Linked DNA regions of Homo sapiens: regions 1 and 2 are each linked to region 3. A link is a contact called in ENCODE Hi-C or POLR2A ChIA-PET data. All regions are on one chromosome and are shown on one strand. Each heading gives the region's core, a stretch centred on a gene start or an enhancer-like site at or near the end of the contact. The rest is flanking DNA. Distances are from core to core; before and after follow the strand shown.

Region 1 (3,585 bases), core at 3-2,502, 810 kb after region 3:
CTTCTAGCTCTAAAATATTGCCTCTCTCAATGCCTCCCTCACATCTTTTCATTAAGCTACAGCTACATCTGACTTTTCTGTCTTTATTAGTAGCATTTGGCACAAAACCACGGGGTCATTTATTTCCCAAATATTTACTGAGTACCTAATTTGTGTAAAGGGCTGTGCTGGTTACTTGGAGGAAGGTAGAAGGGTGGAGATAAGAGATAGTTATAGTAGTAAATGCTTTACATGTATTATCCCTGGTTATGGAAACACCTTTGCAAGGAAAAAATTATGGCCTAGAAACCAAAGTTCCAAGAATTTAAATAATTACTCAAAGAGCTCAGAGCTTGTAAACAGCAGAGTTTAACAGGCACTTCTACTCTGGCATTAAGGACTAAGCTCTCTCCATTTAAAAAAACAAAAAACAAACAAAAAGCACTGAGAACAAAGCTGAAGAAGTGTGATCTAGTTTGTCCATAGCTAAAGGGAGATGGATGTGTAGGCTATTTTAATAATGAAGGTCTAAGAAGTTCCAGAAGCCTTTTCTTCTGAGACACGTGGTACTTTCTTCTGGTTACCATAAATCATAGAATATAACATATCATCACTAGTAAGATGGGTCATTATTTTCCATACCTACAAGAAAGAAAAAAAAAAGCTGCCAACTAAAGTATAGTGTACCATCAATTGTTAGGTCGCAGAGATTTCCTAGATATTCAAATTTGGGGAAAAACATAATAAGCCTTCAAAAATTACAAATTTGCTTAAAAAATAAAGAAAAAATGATCTTAGATTCTATGACATACGGTGAATTCATTTTCCACATTCAATTTCCATGGTTTGTGCTAGTGTGCTATTCTGCACTCTAGTCAACTTACATGTTTGCATATTGCTTTTTAAATGTTTGTAGCTAGTTTCACAGCTCTGTGATGTGCATCTGCAGCTGGCTTGTAAAGCTCTTCAATAATTTATTTGGTTACCGCCCACCCCCGCGTCCCTCCCACACATATAAGCCATTCAGAGTTTACCACTTAAAGGTAAACTTGAATTTCTTCTCATCTTAAAATTGCATAAATTATATTAAATTCTCAATAAATTTATTTACATTTAGTGGGGGTGGGGCGCGATGGAAAAACACTATATTAAATAACGACATCGGTTTTTAACACCCATCCTAATAGAAACATTAAAATAGAATGGGGTAGGGAGGAGGGGTGGAGGCGGAGAAGGGATGTACGTCTCAGGATACAGGAAATACGGTAAGAGCGAAACAGGAGGAAGCCAGCTCTGTGCCTGGAGGGGACTCGCCGCCATCTCAGGTCTCTTGGCTTTGCCAGGGCCCACCGGAGAAAACTGACGACCCGTTTCTGTAATCCTTATGGGAGACCAACCTTGTGCCTCCGGGAGATCCACTCTCCCACCTGGAAACGCACGGGAAGCCAAGCCTCCAAAAAAGCGCTGCCTCCTCGCTCCGCGTTGGGATTATCCGGAAGGAACTCCCAACGGAGGTAGTACCACTCTACCCTCCGCACCTCCTCCTGCATCAGCCGGCCTGAAGTCGCACCCTCCTCCTCCGGAGAAGTAGAGAAATAAATTTCTCCCACCCTAAACCAGGTCAGATTCTTTCTCATCTAGGACATCTAGGCTCTTTGAAACTTATTTATGCATTCTCACAAATTTCCTTCCCCTTTTCCCTGTTCTTTCCATGATTTCAAAATAGAAAAAATAACATGCAGGGATTAAGCAGCTCTTTCACAAAATATGCTTGAATGAAATGATGGATATTTAACGACATTAAATAATTATTTGTAATATTTTAGATGAAATAATTGTAGTTATATTTTCTAAGAAATAGACTTGAATCTTTTGATTTGCTTGAAAGTAAGTCATTGGTGCCAAGGTGGAGGGAAAGTGTAATAAAAATGCTCATGAGTTGATAATTTAAAGCTGGGTGATGTATATGTAGGGATTTATTATATTATTCTCTCTACTTTTGCGTGCATTGGAAAATTTTTTTGTTAAAAAAAAAAAGGCTGGTTCAAGGCCAATAAAAAGCATCTGTTGAAGGCCAGCCTTCAGAAGTGTATGTCTTTCTCTGTGTAAGGCAGGAGAGTTGAATTTTTTTTTTTAAAGCTACAATGTGATAGTCAAATCCAAGTGCCATAATGTTTGCTTGTTCAAGGTATTCAGGAAGGGTGGAGGATGGACCAAGTCACTGCCTGGTAGTAATCATGAGCCATCAAAAAGGAGGAGTAGGGGGGCGGACGCGGTGGCTCACGCCTATTATCCTAGCACTTTGGGATGCCGAGGTGAGCAGATCAGGTCAGGAGTTCGAGACCAGCGTGGCCAACACGGTGAAACCCCGTCTCTACTAAAGTTACAAAAATTAGCCAGGCGTGATGGTGGACGCCTGTAATCTCAGCAACTCGGGAGGCTAAGGCAGGACAATCATTTGAACCTGGAAGGCAGAGGTTGCAGTGAGCCGAGATCGCGCCATTGCTCTCCAGCCTGGGCGACAATAGCAAAAAACTACGTCTCAAAAAAAAAAAAAAAAAAAAAAAAAAAAAAAAAGGAAGGAGGAACTTTGGGTGGGCCTTAAAGGTTGAGTGACATCTGCCATGTGGAGGGGCAGGGAATGCTTTTCAGGCCGAGGGTTTCCAGAGAAAAGGCAGAATTCTTCTGGAAACAGCTTGGCTATAATTTTGAATCTACAAGAAGGACTAGGAGGTGAAGATAAAGTGCTTCAGGGCCTTAAATGTTATGCTGAGCATATACTTCATTCCAATATCCATCAAGTGCTACTATTTGTATTTTAAGATTCCTATTCTTACTATCAGAAAAGGAATCTCTGATATTTAGATGAACTTTATAGAATGCAAATTATAAAACTGAATCTGACCCAAGTTTTATAGATCCTTTTAATTCAAAGGAGAGAAGCATCTTTTCTTCATTCGTGCAGTAAACCTTTATGAAGCCCTTGCAATGGGTAGGAATTATTCTGAGAGCTGTAGGGGATGGATGGCCAAGGCATAGTGCCTAGTACATAATAGGAGTGAAACAGATATTTCAATAAATAAATCAATGAATGATGGGACAACTTTGGCGACCAAAAAAGTTTTAGACATTGGGTTTGGTGGTAATGCATAGAAAAAAAAAAATAGAAATCTATTTTACTTGAAAGCATCTCCCTGTCATTCCATACAGTTTTACTTCTCACATGTTTACCTCTATTCAAAGGGGTAGTGGAGTGGAAGGTTGCAGGGAGTAGGGAGAAAATTGCTCAGATAGAAAACAAAAGAGCAGCCGGGCGCAGTGGCTCACGCCTGTAATCCCAGCACTTTGTGCCGCTGAGGTGGGCAGATCACCTAAGGTCAGGAGTTCGAGACCAGCCTGGCCAATATGGCGAAACCCCATCTCTACTAAAAGTAAAAAAAAAAAAAAAAAAAATAGCCGGTCATGGTGTTGTGTGCCTATAATCCCAGCTACTCGGGACGCTGAATTAGGAGAATCGCTTGAATCCAGGAGGCAGAGATTGCAGTGAGCCGAGATCATGCCACTGCACTCCAGCCTGGGCGACAGACCGGGACTCGGTGTAAAAAA
Region 2 (3,761 bases), core at 75-2,574, 890 kb after region 3:
GCAGAAATCACCCATCTTCTGCATCGATCTCGCTGGGAGCTGCAGACTGGAACTGCTCCTATTCCACCATCTTGCCAGCTTCCCACTTTTTTTTATCTTCACTGTCTTTACTTTTAGTCCACTTGTGGTTTGGGGAGGGTCGGGTGGGCACAGGCACATCATTAGGGAGAACATGCTTACTTTTCCTAAGAAAATTAGATGGATCCTGGCTGACCCCTGAAGTGCATAATCAGAATCCCCCTCCTCTTTCTGCCCTCCCTATTGCCATAGGTGGCTGATTACCTCTTTTTCTTGGTGTCCGGTTTCTCCCCATTTTTCATCTCTCCTCCCATTTCCAGAGTCCTTCCCTCCCTTGGCCTTATGTACTAGGGACTTGATGGCCCCTTGAAGTGTGCTGATGATATTCAGAGGGCAAGATTTTGCCTGTACCTTTGTTCTCTTTTGCTCCTGCAAGGCTACTTGTGGATCAGAGCCCTTGATCCCACTCAGAAAGGACCCCATCAATGAGAAGCTTTTCAGTGGTGTGTCCTTTCACCCGGACGTCACTCATATCTCTTTGTCACTTGTTGTGTATGTCACCACGCAGTGATACACCCCTGAACTAGATCTTTCAGGACAGCTTTGGTGACACGAAGCTGCCACTTGTTGTTGTTCTTTTTCTCCTCTTTCTTTCTTCTTCTTCTTCCTTTTTCCTTTCACTTTCAGCTCTCTGCGGGACAAATGTTCTATCGAGACTGCTTCTTCTGCTCATTGGTGATGGGTGTGTCCCCTTGCAGCACCAGGCCTGGAAGGAGGCTTCACTTTCATTTTTAAAGAAGCAGAGATGAAAGTCACCAGTTCAGTTTCTCTGGTGAACAATGAGAACACTTGGACACAGGGTGGGGAACATCACACACCGGGGCCTGTCTTGCTGTGAGGGGAGGGGGAGGGATAGCATTAGAGATATACCTAATGTGAATGATGAGTTAATGGGTGCAGAACACCAACATGGCACATGTATACATATGTAACAAACCTGCACATTGTGCACATGTACCCTAGAACTTAAAGTATATATATAAAACACCACCCAGGAGTTACTTTTAAGTGAAATGTCATCGTGAATTCATGGATTTCCCAGTACCTCTTGGCTCGCTGTTTGTCCCCATTCTTTTTGTGGACTCTGTAAATGTCCAATCCTGAGCCAGTGGGAGCCTTGGCAAGTTGTGTCCTGTTGCCTTTCTTTCCAGCCCAGCCATGTGAACACAACAGCGATCCACATTTCAGTGTGTACAGGCAGGCTGTCTCTGCCACGTGCCCATTTTCCCACTCTCACTCACACAGGCAGATGCCCACAGACCACAGACACACCCACACACGCACTCAGAAGGGACTCCACACCCCAAAACATAATCACAAACACACAAGCAGAGAAACACACAAGAAACTTGACACGGGCACAAGGGTGTGGGCCCAAGTGTTCCCCCACACAGACATGTACGCACATGCACCCCCACAGGCATAACACTGCCCACAAACTCTCCCATACAGGCTCTGAATCACCACTTGCGATGGGCATGCTTTTTTGTCTCCAGGCCTGGGTCATCATGCCATTGATTGGGTAACTTGGGCGTTCCTTTGAGAATGAATGCAGGAAGTCTGTTATCAGATAGGCCCCAGCAGTTGGTGTGAAACTGGAGCTTTCTTGGTCAAACTGCTTAAAAACTTACACTCGGAAAGGATCCCATCATCACAAAGCTTCTTGGTTGTGTGTTTTTTCACGGGGATGTCACTGGTGTCTCTTTGCCACTCCCGTTCATTGTCATTGCTTCTTCTCAGTCTGATTCTTTTGTCTTTTTTTTTGTTTTTCATTTTTTATTTTCACTGCTTTACATTATTTTTAACATAATTGGTATCAGTTTCAGTTTTTTTCTTTTGTGTTTTTCAATTTGTTCTTTTACTTTTTTATTTAGTACTTTCAGATTGTAATTGATTTTTGCATTTTCTTTCTATCAATTTTTCTGGACCGAAGGTAGTCATTTTAGGTGGTGAATTTTTCTTCTTCCCAGTGGTGGATTCATAGTGATATCTTATCTTCTTTTAATTTCATGGTTTTTGAGTCTTTTTTTATTGAGTTGTTTTTGAGTGGTTATTGAATGGCTTTATTGAATGTTATATGAAATATTTTTTCTCCATTTATTTTACTCTGTAACTTTTTTTTTTCGTGGCTTATCAGGGCATTTAAGAAACAGTTTTATTAAAGTTGATTATATATCAATTAGGGATTATTAAGTCATTATTTTAAGAAGATCATTTCTCTTTTGCATCATATGTTTTAATTTTCTTTTGCTTATTGTTTAAGTGACCCAAGTTATGAACCACATTTTTTTTTTTTTTTCTGAGAGGGAGTCTCGCTCTGTTGTCTAGGCTGGTGTGCAGTGGTGTGACCTTGACTCATTGCAACCTCCACCTCCCAGGTTCAACCGATTCTTCTGCCTCAGGCTCCTGAGCAGCTAGGACTACAGGTGCATGCCACCATGCCCAGCTGATTTTTTGGTACTTTTAGTAGAGATGGTGTTTCACCATGTTGGCCCGGATGGCCTCCATCTCTTGACCTCGTGATCTGCTCACCTCGGCCTCCCAAAGTGCTGGGATTACAGACCTGAGCCACCATACCTGGTGAACCACATCTTCTCTTCCGCTGTTCACCTTAGACTCTTGATCATATTTTGGGGTATTTCTTTTTTTTTTTAATTTGATCAAATGTGATAGTAAGAAATGTCATATTTTATGTGTCATTAATAGCTAATAGAGAATATATTTTTGGAATATATATTTAACCTTTACTTCATTCTATAATGCTTTTTACATTTCTGTCATATCTTATACACAATTTTTACTACACTGAGAAATTTATTCTTAAAGTAGTGATAAATCAACTCATTTTAATATAAATTCATGATTTTATAGACTATATGACTTGGCTTAAATAGATCTTTCTGAGAAATCAGGAAAATTTGAAAGCCATCAATAAATTATTTACTCTTTGATAATGAAAATATTTTAATAAAAATGCTAAAAACACTTAATTTTAAACCAAAATACAGTATAGTATCTGGTAAAGAGATTTAAACCTATGTTGCAAAGATGATTAAAATGATTCATACGCAATGACCCTTTATAGAGATTCATTTAAATTAAAATTTATTTTTCTACATCAAAATGAGGAGATCATCATGACTAAGAAATTTTGGATTACTAAATTCTTAAAAAATTGTCCACTTTTAAAATTCTATTAAGGTACAATAAATCAAACATATACTATGTTTTCTTTATCATTTATAGAAATTTAAAGTATGATAACAGGTATTTCTTGTTGAGGTGATTAGCTTGTCTCTCATACATTGGTGTTTGGAGAATTGTTTACTGAAACATTTGAAATGGTAATCCACAAATTGTTTAACTTTTTTATTATACCATCTGAGAATATGTTTGCATATTTGTGAAAACAATTGGAAACTGTCTCAGTTATGTTCATTTTGAGAATTACTATGTTTTGGTGGACACATTTGCTGGAATTTTGTGCAGATATTTTTAAAATATTTAAGTTTATGTGGTTACTATGAGATATTATTAAATAAATAAAACATGTTCGGAGTAATGTGTATAATACAAACTCATTTTTTGTAACAACAAACAGAAAGAGTTACATGTTGGTAAGTATATGTGTCTTTGATTGGTTATGGAAAAAATTATTAGGCATTTATTCCATACTTTTAACA
Region 3 (3,978 bases), core at 99-2,598:
AGCACTAGACTCAGCAGTCTAAGGATATCTTAATCATGATTGTCCCCAGTGCCTAGAACATAGAAGGAACCCAGTGAATACTTGTTGAGGGAATAAGTCAATCAATGAGTTTGGGGAAATTATCTACCTATCTTGAGACTTTCTGGCAGATTATACATCATTTTTCATGTTCCTGGTCAACTATATGTAGATCATGCATATAGGTACCCAGACAGAGATATACATGCTCATTCAGAAATTGCCATCCAATCCTGATACATGCAAACTCATAAAGATATATCTCCACACAAATGAATACTTGGCATATTTGTTTTCTGATGCTGTAAAATGTACCACAAAATGGGTGCCTTAAAACAGCAGAAATTTATTCTCTCACAGTTCTTGAGGCTAGAAATCTGAAATAAAAAATAAAAGTATTGGCAAGGCCATGCTCCATCGAAAACCTCTAGAAAGAATCCTTCCTGGTCTCTTTCAGCTTCTGGTAAGTCCAGATATTCCTTGGCTTGTGGCAGTATAACTCTAATTTCTGTCTCTCTCTTCACATGGCTATGTCTGTGTGTATATGAGCGTGTCCGTGTGTGTGTGTGTGTGTGTGTCTTCACTTGTCACTTTCCTCTTCTTTATAAGGACACCAGTCATAATGAATTAGGGCCACCTTAATGATTTCATCTTGATTACATTTGCAAAGACTTTATTTTCAAATAATGTCACATTCACAAGTACTGATGGCTAGGACTTCAACATATCATTTTAAAGGTCACATTACCACCCAAAATGGTCTTCCTTTGGCCCTCCAAAATTTATGCCCTTCCCATGGGCAAAACACATTCACTCTATCACAACATCTCCAAAAGTTCTAACCCATTCCGGCATCAATTCTAAGTCTTAAAAATCTCACCTAAATTTAATCAACTCAAAGAGTCCCAAAACTCATCTTCTACTTCATCTGCGTAAGGAAGGATGAGACTCAGGGTGTGGTCCATCCTGGGGCAAAATTTCTCTCTTCTGTGGACCTGTGAAACCTAGAAAAAAAGTTAGCTGCTCCCAAAATACAATGGAGTTTTCAGATTAAGAGGGTGGATAGAAGGCATGACTAGCTTGCAGCTCCTGGTCAGACTGATAGAGCAGTGTGTGGAGACTCACTTCGTGAACTTTTGCTCCCAAGAACTACCACAGGAACACACCAGGAAAGCCAAGAAAATCCAGAGATCCTTTGAAGGAACTGGATTACCGCTGCAAACTCCTGAGACACTGAAAAACTGTGAGCCTGCTTGCTCTCTCAACAGGGAGGTTCGTGGTCTGGGGCGAGTTCTCAGCCCTGGTCACCGGCTGCCTCGAAATAGACTCAGTGATGTTGGCGGGGGCATGGGGGAAGTGAAACCCGCTTTTAGGATTGCAGGCTGTGTGAGAGCTGGGTGAGGCCTGTGACTGCCAGGTGTCCCGCACTTCCCTGGCTACCTGTATGACTCAGCAGAAGCAGCCATAATCCCCCGGGAATATAACACCATTAGACAGGGAACCACACCCCAGCCCCTACAGCAGCCACAGCAAGCCCGGCCCAAGGATAGGCTGAGCTCAGACATGCCTATCTCTGCCCCCACCTGGTGGTCTTTCTCTACCTGCTAGCTGAAGGCAAAGGTCATAATATTTTGGGAGCTCTGTGGCCCTGCCTGCTGCCTGAGAAACCTGAATACTTAACCAGGTGTCTCTAGGGCAAGTTTGCCTCCTCCCTATAGGACTGCAGCTATTGCACTCTTGAAAGCACCACTTCCTGGCTGGAGGCCAACCAACACAAAACCAGCCCACTAAACAAAAACACAACCAAGGACCTGCACCAAGTCCACTTCACTTCCCTGCTACCTCCACCAGAGCAGATGCTGGTATCCACGGCTACAAGACCTGAAGATGAATCATATCACAGGAGTCTTTGCAGAAACTCCCCAGTACCAGCTCAGAGCATGGTAGCTCCCCCGGGTGGCTAGACCTAGAAGAGCAAAAACAATTACTACAGTTCCTCTGTACTGTAGGAAGCCCCATTCCTAGGGGAAGGGGGAAAACACCACATCAAGGGAGCACCCCGTGGGACAAAATAATCTGATCAACAGCCCTTGAATTCCAGATCTTCCCTCTGACATGGTCTACCCAAATGAGAAGGATACAAAAAAAACAATTCTGGTAATATGACAAAACAAGGATCTTTAACATACCCAAAATATCCTGCCAGCTCACCAGCAATGGATCCAAACCATGACGAAATCTTTGAACTGCGAGAAAAAGAATTCAGAATGTCTGTCATTAAGCTAATCAAGGAGGCAATAGAAAAAGGTGAAGTCCAACTTAAGTAAATCAAAAACATGATACAGGATAGGAAAGGAAAATTCTTCAGTGAAATACATAGCATAAATAAAAAACAATCACAGCTTCTGGAAATCAAGGACACACTTAGAGAAATGCAAAATGCAGTGGAAAATCTCAGCAATAAAATCAAACAAGCAGAAAGAACTTCAGAGCTCGAAGACAAGACTTTTGAATTAACCCAGTCCATCAAAGACAAAGAAAAAAGAATTTTAAAAAATGAACAAAGCCTCCAAGAAGTTTGGGACTATGTTAAATATCCAAACCTAAGAATAATTGGTGTTCCTGATGATGAAGAGAAATATAAAAGTTTGAAAAACATATTTGAGGGAATAATCAAAGAAAACTTACTCGGCCATGCTAGACATCTAAACTTAAAAGTAAAACCCCAAACTATAAAATTCCTAGTAGAAGAGAATCAAGGCAATACCGTTCAGAACATAGACACAGGCAACCATTTCATGATGAAGCCGCCAAAAGCAATTGCAACAAAAGCAAAAATTGAGAAATGGGATCTAATTAAAGAGCTTCTGCACAGAAAAAGTAACTATAATCAGAATGAACAGACAACCTACAGAACTGGAGAAAATACTTTCAAACTATGCATCTGACAAAGGTCTAATATTCAGCATATACAAGGAACTTAAATTTATAAGAAAAAATCCCATTAATTCATCTTGAGTCAATTTTTGTATCAGGTGTAAGGAAGGGGTCCAGTTTTAATTTTCTGCATGTGGCTAGCCAGTTTTCCCAGCATCATTAATTTAATAGGGAATCCTTTCCCAGTTGCTTGTTTTTGCCAGGTTTGTCGAAGATAAGATGGTTGTAGATGTGTGACCTTATTTCTGAGATCTCTATTATGTTCCATTGATCTATGTATCTGTTTTTGTATGGGTACCATGCTGTTTTGGTTACTATCGGCTGTAGTATTGTTTGCAGTCAGGTAGCATGATGCCTCCAGCTTTGTTCTAAAACCCAAAATTATAAAAACTCTAGAAGAAAATCTAGGCAATACCATTCAGGGCATAGGCATGGGCAAAGATTTCATGACAAAAACATCAAAAGCAATGCTACGAAAGCAAAAATTGACAAATGGGATCTAATTAAACTAAAGAGCTTCTGTACAGCAAAAGAAACTCTCATCAGAGTGAAGAGACAACCTACAGAATAGGAGAAAATTTTTGCAATCTATCCTTCAGACAAGGTTCTAATATCCAGAATCTATAAGGAATTTAAACAAATGTACAAGAATAAAAAAACCCCATTATAAAGTGGGTAAAGGACATGAATAGACACTTCTCAAAAGAAGACATTTATGTGGCCAACATACATATCAAAAACAAACTCAACATCATTCATCATTGGAGAAATACAAATCAAAATCACAATGAGATAACATCTCATGCCAGTCAGAATGATGATTATTAAAAAGTCAAGAAACAACAGATGCTGGCAAAGCTGTGGAGAAATAGGAATGCTTTTACACTGTTGGTGGGAATGTAAATTAGTTCAACCATTGTGGAAGACAGTGTGGCAATTCCTCAAAGACCTAGCAGCAGAAATACCATTTGACTCAGCAATCCCATTACTGGGTATATACCCAAAGAAATATAAATCACTGTA

The links. A loop is a pair of places that touch in the nucleus more often than their neighbours do. ChIA-PET counts read pairs that join two places held with the same protein, here RNA polymerase II (POLR2A). Pooled maps may share reads with other maps.
Region 1: a map of GM12878 shows a loop between it and region 3 (6-fold over the local background). The contact joins the promoter of NBDY here to the enhancer-like site in region 3. A Hi-C loop is called at or near these places in 7 of 168 maps with a recorded cell type or tissue (B cell, GM12878, PC-3 and 3 more), 23 of 37 single-sample maps with no recorded cell type and 19 of 50 pooled maps. POLR2A ChIA-PET finds 5 or more read pairs at or near these places in 3 of 52 experiments (GM12878, activated B cell and activated naive CD4-positive, alpha-beta T cell).
Region 2: a loop to region 3 is called in a map with no recorded cell type, with 9 times the contacts of the local background. The contact joins two enhancer-like sites. A Hi-C loop is called at or near these places in 2 of 37 single-sample maps with no recorded cell type and 7 of 50 pooled maps.

The regions. Positions count from the first base shown.
Region 1 is chrX:56,727,991-56,731,575 of GRCh38, forward strand. NBDY (negative regulator of P-body association) reads left to right here and starts at 1,253. Exons shown (of 3, transcript NM_001348129.2): 1 at 1,253-1,599. The coding sequence starts at 1,364. The coding sequence ends at 1,570. RefSeq lists an enhancer at 1,294-1,373.
Region 2 is chrX:56,812,132-56,815,892 of GRCh38, forward strand. All of the region lies in intron 2 of NBDY (negative regulator of P-body association), which reads left to right. Among named protein-coding and RNA genes, the nearest start is that of NBDY, 85 kb to the left of the region's middle. RefSeq lists an enhancer at 449-988. Within about 2 kb of position 1,325, at least 13 of the 41 ENCODE cell types and tissues checked have a DNase peak (open chromatin) inside an H3K27ac peak, as active enhancers do.
Region 3 is chrX:55,918,168-55,922,145 of GRCh38, forward strand. It overlaps a transcript of KLF8 not described here. Among named protein-coding and RNA genes, the nearest start is that of RRAGB, 200 kb to the left of the region's middle. RefSeq lists enhancers at 824-2,023, 1,475-1,724. Within about 2 kb of position 1,349, at least 2 of the 41 ENCODE cell types and tissues checked have a DNase peak (open chromatin) inside an H3K27ac peak, as active enhancers do; they include GM12878, where a contact is called at or near this core.